Linked DNA regions of Homo sapiens: region 1 is linked to region 2. Evidence: chromatin loops called from intact Hi-C (ENCODE). Cell type or tissue: A673. All regions are shown on one strand. Links, peaks and the distances in the headings refer to the core of each region. The heading gives the core; the rest is flanking DNA.

Evidence for each region. Hi-C counts contacts between places; a loop is a spot of excess contacts. Peaks named below come from ENCODE experiments on the same cell type or tissue, not always from the same donor. Only the 100,000 strongest peaks of a DNase experiment are listed, where the experiment ranks them.
Region 1: it touches region 2 in a loop (3-fold over the local background); 2 of 110 quality-filtered maps call a loop at or near these places.

Annotation. Positions count from the first base shown.
Region 1 is chr1:185,912,283-185,917,671 of GRCh38, forward strand. All of the region lies in intron 6 of HMCN1 (hemicentin 1), which reads left to right. Among named protein-coding and RNA genes, the nearest start is that of HMCN1, 180 kb to the left of the region's middle. RefSeq lists a silencer at 5,375-5,389. In A673, for the core only: no CTCF peak of the experiment used is centred there; no DNase peak of the experiment used is centred there; H3K27ac peaks cover 237 bases.
Region 2 is chr1:185,856,062-185,861,450 of GRCh38, forward strand. All of the region lies in intron 2 of HMCN1 (hemicentin 1), which reads left to right. Among named protein-coding and RNA genes, the nearest start is that of HMCN1, 120 kb to the left of the region's middle. In A673, for the core only: no CTCF peak of the experiment used is centred there; a DNase peak (open chromatin) is centred at 2,541; H3K4me3 peaks cover 636 bases; H3K27ac peaks cover 1,636 bases.

The sequences.
Region 1 (5,389 bases), core at 334-5,333, 56 kb after region 2:
TACACCTGAAATAGTATCATTTCTGTTTCAAAGCAAGCATTCAAGTGCTGTGTTGGCTTTTTTTTATTTGGTGGATTTCTATTCATTTTCTTCTTTAGCACAACGTGGTATTTATATCCTAAACTTATCTTAAGTGGTATATATTTCCTCTAAGAAAGCATTGTATTTTGGCAGTACGGAGGAAAAAATATACACTCAAAATTCAAGATACCATAAATCGGAGATCTAGTTCTGCTGCAGATTTTGTGTGTGTCCCACTGTGGCAGATGCCCTGAGTGACTTGCCCATATTTCTCAGGCTTTTCAGTGTACTTCCCAATCTAGTATCTGCATTTCTGTGTCTTGGAGGTTTTTTCCTAGAACAGGAAAAGGTTGTTCGGCTGAGGAATTAACACCCCTCGGGAGCAGCTATTAGCACCTGAAGGAACACACTCCAGGTGTCCACTGTGGGAACAGGCTTAAAACACACCCTTTGTGGGCCTCTTCCCATTCCTGTATTATCTCCTCTCTTCCTATTAGCATTCCTTCCAGCTGTCAAATAAACAACTTGCTCTAGAATCTTTCTGGGAGAACTCAAATGAAGATATCCTGTACATTGTTTACTCTTTCATTGTCTGTTTCCTTACATAAAAAATGGAATTAATGGGATCATACTTCAAATTATAGAGCTGCTGTGAAAATATGTGGAGCTGATATACCGTAGAAATTCAAAGAGCCATTTTTCATGCCAGTCAGTTTTTTTTTTAAAGAATAACTCCATTAATGTCCCCAGTTTAAAGAATGAATGTTTACCTTGTAACTCCATTCAAATCCTAAGATACTAGTTTTTTATTCTCAGAACTCTAAGCCCTGTAGGAAAAATAGACACTCTTGTGTAGATTATTTCAAGGTGGATAATAAAAGGGCATAGGTGAAAAGGCATGTGAAAGAAAATCTGGTAACTTCTTAATGAATGGGCCAGAAATGGCCCTTCCTGCCTGTTTTTTTTCCACCCAGTTCCTTGCACATAATGCCTGGTATTTATTGAGTGTATTAGATTGACGAGTTGTTTTGCTGCTACAATATTTTAAATAAATGTGGCCAAATTTTATGTAATGGTTATTTTGACTAACTTGCCAAAAATATCACTAGCATTGAGTCTGACTTTTTGTGACCACAGTAGGAAGGAATTAGAAGAAGTGTCGAGTCTCTTCATCCCTCAAATACTTTAATTTAAGCATGACTTAGCCAGCGGTGTCTTGAGCTAGCAAGTCCACTGGAGTAATTTTTTCTTGCTTTCTGAATATTGACCTTAAGTAGTCCATTATTGACTGTGAAATACGTGCACGTGAGGCCATTCTTCCATGTTAGTAGCAATTTATTGTGCAGTACTTGTACCTATTTCCAGGTGATTTGGACTGGTACCAGTGGTATTTCCTCTAGTAAAACTCTTGCCCAGAGGAGGGATATTGCATGACTGTTATTTTACCTTGTGCCTCACACAAATATTCATTCAGTCATGCATTCAATAAACATTTACTGACTGCTCTTGGCCATGTTCTGTGCTACTTACTTAATGGACATTACGCACATTTTAATTGATAATTAGAACAGAGAAGTAATGAGGATTAGTTCTATGAGTGAGCAGAGCCTTTGATCAGGTGATGAGGTGATGAGAACTCTGTTTAGACAAGTCTCTAAGCTCAGTCTCCTATAATTAAGGGAACAATAAAAAGACACAGTATCTATTATTATTTTATCTTAAATGTTTATCTAGCCTTCACCAAAAGAGCCTCCAGCTCAGATTTACAGCATTTCTAGTGTAGGATTAGTGCTAACAACAACTAAACAAAGAATAAGCATTATAATGAAACTTAAAAATAACAAACTTATTTTGCTTCTATATGAAATACCAAAAGAATGTATCAGGTTGTTACAAAGGAAATTGAACTGAATCTGATGACATAAAATATTGCTGTTGACTTTGGATTTCCCTTTTGGATGTCTAATGAATGATAAATGTTTTACATGTGCACTTTCTCAAGATGAGAAATGTCTGATATTAGATAGTGTTTCCCTGGTGCTATCTCCCATGCACTGGACTATCTGGAAAAGGTCTGCTCTATCACTGAAATTAATATTGGCTTTTTGAATGTTTCACATAACAGTTTTTATCCCAAATATGGAGAACGATCTATCTATTACTTAACTTTACCTTGAGGCTCAAGGACCACCCAATTGAGCCTCAAGCCAATCTTTCTAGTTATCTTCTATCACTTGTCTTTACATTTTTGTCAAATATAATTTTGTACTGTCTCTCTCCCCCCACCACATTCTCTTACCCCATGCTTTCTTTCAAGCTGTTCCTTCCCCTTATAATGCCTTTTCTTGCATTCTGACTTATAACTATCCCACAAAGTTCAGCTCAAATGACAAAACTTTCATCAAACTTTGTCAGATTTTTTTTTCCCTAAAATGTTCTTTTCTCTCTGGCTTTCTATTAAATTTTTCTGCACTTCCCTTTTGGATTAATTTCTCCCTTATATCATTTTTATTTCTGTACATATTTTCTCTGTCTCTTTTTCTATAGACCAGATTTTGCCACTAGTATATGCCACAGTGCCTGAGAAAGAACTATATAAATATTTATGAATAAAAATTAATACATTTATTCTGAGGATATCCAGGGAAGCAGGCAGAAGAACTGGTTTACTTAGCCTGTAGTGGAGGTGCTAGCATGGAACACTAATACGTTTACGATTTAAAATGATAAGAGAGTGGCAGTTTCTTTTCTTCTGTGATTTTTCTGGTAAGTACTTTACTGTTCCATCTTAGGGCACTTTCACTAAGCAGAGATAAAGAGTCAACTCATTTGTATAATTCACATAAGTACTCAAATATTTTAGGTTTCCTCTGATGCAGGTAAAGCATGTTAAAAAGAAGTAACTGGAAATAACATAAAGTTTTATTAAAAACAGAAGAGAAGATTGTTTTATGCTCCTAAATTTCCATTTGTAGGAAAGCTACAGATCATGGATCTTATTTCTGAGAAGCAATATGATTTTTCCATTCAGCAACTAATATAGAGTATTTGAATGTAACCACAGAAACTCTTGAGCCAAATTTTGTCCTCTGCTTTTTAAAGGAAACTCCCTGCAAAGACATTAAATAATTGTCAGCACCCAATGGGTTTAGGTGGTACAAATGTTTATATTAGTCTAGGATTATCAGTGTGATCATTTAATTTAACATATCCCCTGGGGTATGTTTCTATTAAGTACATTTGGATAAACTGTCTTTAGATAATCTCCCAAGTACAGAAGGGTGTGTACCCAACCGCATGATTATACTGGGATTCTGAGACTAGTAGAAATATTTTGGTTTTGGATAGTTATGTTGGTAGCCAGAGCCTACTAATGCCTTTTCTACTGGGTAAGGATATTTTAAAAATCATACTCAAGTGGCATAAGCTTGTTTAGGAATCATAATTAAATTAACCTTGAGTCTAAAAGGACCACACATGAAGATTATTATGCTGGCCTCCTATTAGTCTTTCCTGGTGACTCTTATGAATAAGCCTGTAGTCTATACAAGGTGTGTTAAGTAAATAGATTAGGTGTAGCATTAATGTTTTGGGTCAGTGGCATGTTTGATAATAGATTTTTCCTGGAAAATTTTCCAGTTTTTTGGCCTTCCAATATCGGACTGTCAACCAAATAGAATGCTTCCTTTATAAAAAAGACATGTGTACACTTAGGTACACATGCACATTTTTATGTATATGTGTGTGCATATGCGTGTGTGCATATGTGTGTGTGTGTGTGTGTATTTAAGTAGAATTTATGTTTTGGATACATTTCCTAATCACACATTTCTCCAAATGCATAATGCCCAACAAAATAATGGTATTTAAATCTAGCTTCTATGATTGTGTCTTTGACACAATGCCTAGCTCACAGTAGGTTCTTAATAAATATTTTATTGAAACCATCTATTCTTTAATTTGTAAAGAATTCAAAACTTAAGAGCAAATACTTTGAAAAGAGGTCGACATCTATTTGAATTCAAGATTCATTACTTAAAGTCTTTTTGTTCATGGAGAAATTACTTAACCTCTCTAAGTCTGAGGAAAGTGGGGGAAAATAGTGGCTACCCAATATTGTCATGGTTAAATGAGATATTGGTAAAGTGCTTCAGCAGTTTCTGACACATGAATTAGTTGTTACTAAAAATGTTGACGCATGAATTCTGACACAGGTTAATTAGTTGTTCTCTTGAATACATGTAAATCATACATTGTATCTTTACTTTCTTTTAATGCATATACACTGAATTTTTCTTTAGTTTTTGTGTTTGTCTTACTTTGGGCACATTTACTATTTTATAAAACATTGAAACTCTGTTGGAGAGAGAAAAACCATCTCTATCAGTCAAATTTTAATTCAATTTATAAAAGGTAAGGTTTCATATTTAGTGCTAGGAGGAATTCTCCCTGGCTTAATACAAGAAAGTTAATTCCTCGCTAATGTTCTGTGTTCCATGGGGTCTGGTAGAGTATTCTGCTTCACAGTCACTCAGGAACCCAAGCTGATGGAGGCTCTGCCATAATTTAGAACATGCAGCATCTTCAGTCACTTAATGAGGAAAAAACCTGGAGGATGTGGCATTGAATAAATAAAAAGAAATTTGTGTTACTTCTGTCTCATCCCAGAAGTGACACATTTCACTCCCTTATTACCCAGTAGGCAAGCTGTTATCATGGCCTAGTGGTATACTAGAGCTAGCTCATAATGACTCATGGAGAGTCAATGATACATTTCTCTTCCTAGCTCTGTGTTCAGCAACATCATGTTGGGAGCTAGGAATCAGCTATGATGGGAATATTTACACCACAGAAATTGAAAAATGCCAAAAATTAGGGTTTTTTTTGTTAGAGGGGAATTTACTAGCACCCCACTGACCTGACTTTTCCTAACTGAAAAGGTACTCAGAAACATAGAATGGCAAAGAAATAGTTGGAGAATATTATTGTTTTCTATGCCATAGGGTGCAAATCTACCTAGAAATTATGTTATTCTAAAATACCATGCACAGAGTTAGGTACCTGAGAAAGGCGTTGAACTTGGAATAATTGCCATTTAAGTTGCTGTCTACACCTAGGTAAATATCATTTTTTTGAACCTCTGTTTCTTTGTAGTGCCATAAAATTATCTTTGGACATAACAGGGTTTTAAGAGATAACGTGTGAACATACTTAGCATAATGCATCTAGAAACATTTAGTGAATTCTTGATGAGTATAGCATTAGCTGGTCTGAGGAATATCTAAGAAAAAACATCAACACTAGGCATGTGGATGGCTTTCATGTCATTTATTAAACCTACAAAACCTACACTTATCACGTGCCAGCT
Region 2 (5,389 bases), core at 59-5,058:
TTTATATTTGCTTCGATGCAACTTTAAATTTGATTCAATGTAATTTAATGGTTTTCACATGTACATCCTGTTTTCTTGGTAAAAGAATTGCACAACTGTATTTTAAGAAAGAGAGCTGAGAGTTGTAAAATTTTGTTCAGCTTTAGACTAGGCGTGGTGGCTCACGCCTGTAATCCCAGCACTTTGGGAGGTTGAGGTGGGTGGATCATCTGAGTTCACGAGTTTGAGACCAGCCTGGCCAACCTGGTGAAACGCTGTCTCTACTAAAAAATACAAAAATTAGCCAGGCATGGTGGCGGGCACCTGTAATCCCAGCTACTCGGGAGGCTGAGGCAGGAGAATCTCTTGAGCACCAGAGGTGGAGTTGCGGTGAGTGAGATCGCGCCACTGCACTCCAGCCTGGGCGACAGAGCTAGACCCTGTCTCAAAAAAAAAAAAAAAAGGAAATTTTTTTTTGTTCAGCTTGAAACTGAGTTGCATACCTAAATTTTACAGGTAAGGGACAGATTACACAAATAAGACATTTCACACATGGGTGTTCCCTGTGAAAAGGATGTAGTCTGACTTTGAAACTAAGCGCAAACTCTAGTAGGTTATACTCATGTTAGAATAAGGGTAAATATTGTAATGCCAATAAGAATTATTTTGAACTTAGTCATGAGTCTATAAAAAAGTTTCAATTTTTATTGCTTAGACTTAGGCATCTGGAAAACAACTGATATAAAAACGAGTTCAATGAAAAGACGAGAATAGAAGAATTGAAATAGGTTGACTAGAAGATAAATGATAAGGCATGGGAGCATGCTTGCTCTGAGATTAACATTCTTGGGTCTCTCTGGTCCATCATTTGATGTAGATTTTCCCATTAGGATTCAAACAGGGACTTCATTTTTTTTCCAACTCCTCTCACAGTTTAAAGTTTCAGTTTATTCCAGTGCCGTTCCTACACTGTCTTGTATTTAGAAAAGACAGCAAGATAATCTGTGTTTTACTACTCCCTTGAATGATAAGATTTCTATTCATTCTTATTTAATCTTGTTTTCCAGGAATTCATTTTGTAAACATAATTATCACCGTAACTCTGAAGTTACAGTTTTTTAAAAATATTTTTTATTCCAGGAGCAACATTTACTGTGAAAGCTCACATGCTTCTGTTTTTCTTAGTACACGTTTTTCTATCTGAAAGGTCTTTGGCAATTTAGTAAATTGTAGGTATCAGTAGAATTATAAAGATAAAATGTCAATCAAAATATTGAGCAGGACTGTGCATACTGATACTAATTATCTATATTTCAGGGTTCAAATAAAAGCACAGGTTAACAAACTCAGACCCTTTCTAAAATGTATTTAGGGAGCTGTCTAATTCTATGCATTATACAGTTCATCTCCATTATACCTTTCATTTGTGTGTGTGTGTGTGTGTGTGTGCATGTTTCTGTGGTTTTAGGAAATATATTTACATAGCCATGTTGGTTTTATCATGTTGATTATTCATCCTGACTGTATGCCAGGACAGAGAGGGGTGTGGGGGAGAGATCAAACATAGGGGGAGTTAGCTTTATACACTTGTACTTTTAGAAGGTTTAGTTCTGGAATTGTATTACTCGAAATGGGATGGGCTAGGCTTAAGTCAAGCTCAGGCTGAGTATGTTAAGTGTACCTCGAATATGTCAAGATTGCTTTGCAAAATCTTTCACCCATGTACTCACTAGTCATTTATCCATTCATTCATCAAACAACAATGGAACACCTACTAAGTACTTCAAAAAACAGAGATCTAGTAGGAGGAAATATAAATTATAATACATCTTATTGAATACCACAAAAGAAGAATAAACAATATTCTGTAGGTATCTAGAAGAATGGAATTTTCTTCCTCTGATTATACAGTGTCTCTGAAAGCTACTTGCTTATAGTCACAGAAGTTCAAGAAGATAATAAAATGCCTCACAGGAGTTTGCATGAATTTTCAGGCCAGGCATAATTAAGTTCAAATCTCTGCTTTTTCACTTACTAGTTGTGTGACCCTGAGAAAGGATTTTCAGAAGTTAGTACTCCGTCAATAAAACATGTTAAAAGTGATACTTACCTTATCCATTGATGTAAAGAATAAATAACATAGTGTTTGTGACAATACTCTCTCAGCACTTGGCTCAGAGTAGACATTTATTGAATTAACACAGGTAAAGTGTCTTATTACCGAGAAAAGTACTGATTAAATCAAGAAGACCTTCTATAGATTTAAGTTCTTCAGTTGTAAGTTCTTCCATCATAAATGTTTATGGATTATGATTTTACATTTCTTCTATTTGGTATTCAGGTCAAAATGAAACTGCGGCAGACGTTTAAAGGATTTATTTTATTTATTTATTTATTTATTTTTTGAGACGGAGTCTTACTCTGTAGCCCAGGCTGGAGTGCAGTGGCATAATCATGGTTCACTGCAGTCTCCACTTACCCAGAGCCTTCTGAGTAGCTGGGACCACGTGCCAGCTATATGCCTATATGCCACCACACCCAGCTAATTTTTTTTTTTTTTTTTTTTTTTTTTTTTTTTTTTTTTTTTTTTTTTAGAGACGGGGATTTCCTCTGTTGCACAGGCTGGTCTTAAGCTCCTGGGCATAAGAGATCTGCCCTCTTTGGCCTTCCAAACTGCTGAGATTACAGATATGAGCCACCATGCCTGGCCAGCAGTAATTTTTTTTTCTTAAGTTTGGAAATAAAACTTACAAGAGTTTGTTCTTATAGTTTCAGTCACATTTCCATTACTTCCAATTTTTAAATCAGCTGACACAAATCAACCTACAGTCTCTGACTTTGTGAGGCTTATTTATAAAAATGAACAATTTTAGCAATGCTTCTGCAGCCTAGTCCTGTTCTGCCAAAGCTAAACTGAAAGATCAGAAAGTCCGTTGATGATTTGAGAGAAACACTATAAAGAAACCAGTGGGTTAAAGATGTGTGTGTGTGTGTGTGTGTGTGTGTGTGTGTGTGTGTGTGTATGTATACATATATGATAAAGTTTGATATATGTGTGTGTATATATATAATCCTTGTTTATAAACTTTGTGTGTGTGTGTGTGTGTGTGTGTGTGTGTGTATAAGCAAAGGGAATAATTTGTAGATTTTTGGAGTAAGTTGTACCTTGATTCTTGATCCTTAGTAAATTAAAGCAATTTAAATTTTGCCTCTAATAACTTCTGCCAGGAAAGAAAGTTCATGAAAGACTTAATCAAAGCAACAACCTTACAATTAACAGTCTAAAATTAAGTCTACATAAGTCAATCAAATGTATCATTCTAAAGTAGTGCTGTCCAACAAATAATGTGAACTATGTATGTAATTTCAAAAGAAGTTGAAATTAATTTCAATAATCTATTTACTTAACTGAATATATCCAAAATATTTTGATATGTTATCAATATAAAAATTAGCACTGCTTTAGTTTTTTAATTTAAATTTTAATTAAAATAAAACTTAAAAATTCAGTTTCTCATTTTCACTAGCCACATTTCAAGTGCTTAATAGCCACATGAGGCCAGGTAGTGGCTACTGTGTTAGTGCAGAGGTAAAGCATTTCTTCCATAGATCATTTTATTTATTATTATTATTATTATTTTGAAATGGAGTCTCGCTGGGAGTCACCCAGTCTAGAGTGTAGTGGTGCGATCTCGATTCACTGCAACCTCCGCCTCCTGGGTTCAAGCAATTCTCCTGCCTCAGCCTCCTGAGTAGCTGGGACTAGGCACATGTTGCCATGCCTGGCTAATTTTTTTTTTAATTTTTTATTTTAGTAGAGACAGGGCACCATGTTGCCCAGCCTGGTCGCGAACTCCTGAGCTCAGGCAGTCTGTGTGCCTCAGCCTCCCAAAGTGCTGGGATGACAGGTGTGAGCCACTGCACCCAGCCTCATAGATCATTTTAATGGCCACTTGTGATTTAAAATTATTAGAAAACCGAACTGAAATATCAGATAGAGAGCTTTTATAACAAGATAATACTGTATGTTAACTTCTTTTGGAAAAAGAATAAGCTTATTTTTCTTTTCAGGACCTTCTATCCACAATGAGATAAACACATAGCTTTATTAAGATATGAATTATTAGTTAACATTTACTTTTAATTTTCAGTTAGCTAGAAGCAGAAAGGTAATAATTTAAATATACTGTATTATTTTTTGAAGAATTTTACTCCTGAGAACACTTATAATCAATATGATTACAATATAATCTGTGTTTGCAGATTATATTGCAAATGTGAAATTTGGGGCAGAATAGTCATTTTTATTATAAAGACTGCACTGATTTCCATAGCAGGAAAAATATAATTAAGCTGCATAGAGCACTCCTAAAGGATATATAAGCACATCCAGTCTTGGCTTCTGACATGTGTGAGTCAAAGTGTTTCTTTTTTAAACATTTATTTATTTTTTTAAGAGATAGCTTGCTATGTTGCCCAGGCTGGAAGGGAATTCCTGGTTTCAAAGGATCCTCCCACCTCAGCCCCCCAAGTAGCTGGGACAACAGGCATGCGCTACCATGCCTGGCTTAAAATGTTCTCTTTTTACTTGACATTCTCCAATTTTCCTGGCTGCTTTGAGACTTTTTGTTAGTTCTTTCATAAAAGTCAAATAATTCATTTTAGAGTATATGATATTATAAAAGTCCAAGAAATAAAAGGATATTTGTGAAATTCTCTGTGGGGTTTTAGTTGTGTCAGCTCACCAAACTCTTTCCTTTGATTATTAACCAATATTAAGCCTCATATACATAAAGCTCCAATGTTTCACAAAGTGGCTTTTTTTTTCCAGGAAAATAAGGTGGTTCTAATACTTACAGAAAAGGTTGTTGACCATCTTGATTTTATTAATATGTGGTTAAACTGCTTTATTCAAATTTATAGGCTGAAAAATGTTTGTAGTCTTAGAGACCCTATTTCAGTACATGATTTTTTTAGGGCTGCATTCAATTTTAGGTTGAGCTTGAAGTTCCTGGGAGATTCCAATGGGATTAATTCATCTGGAGTCCTTTCAAGGATTCTAGTGGTCTCTACAGTCTACTCCTGGGTAATGTTTCAGGATTCCTAGGGAAGTAGGCATCTATAGGTCCTCTTAGGGCAAATTTATACCCAAGTCAAACGGCTCAGAGAGGATCTCTCACTCAATAACTGGACAAGGTTTATCATTCCTTCTATTCCTAATATGTGCCTTCAGATATTTCTTAGCTGTCCTCATGTTTGGCCCATAGACAGAAAACTTCTCCTAGTGTGTTGGTACACACATGACAATTAGTAAAAGACATTTAATCTCTCCTTAGAATTATACTACCATGGAGTTGTATTGTGTACTTGACCATTCAACAAATGCTTGTAGAATGGATAAATTATATTG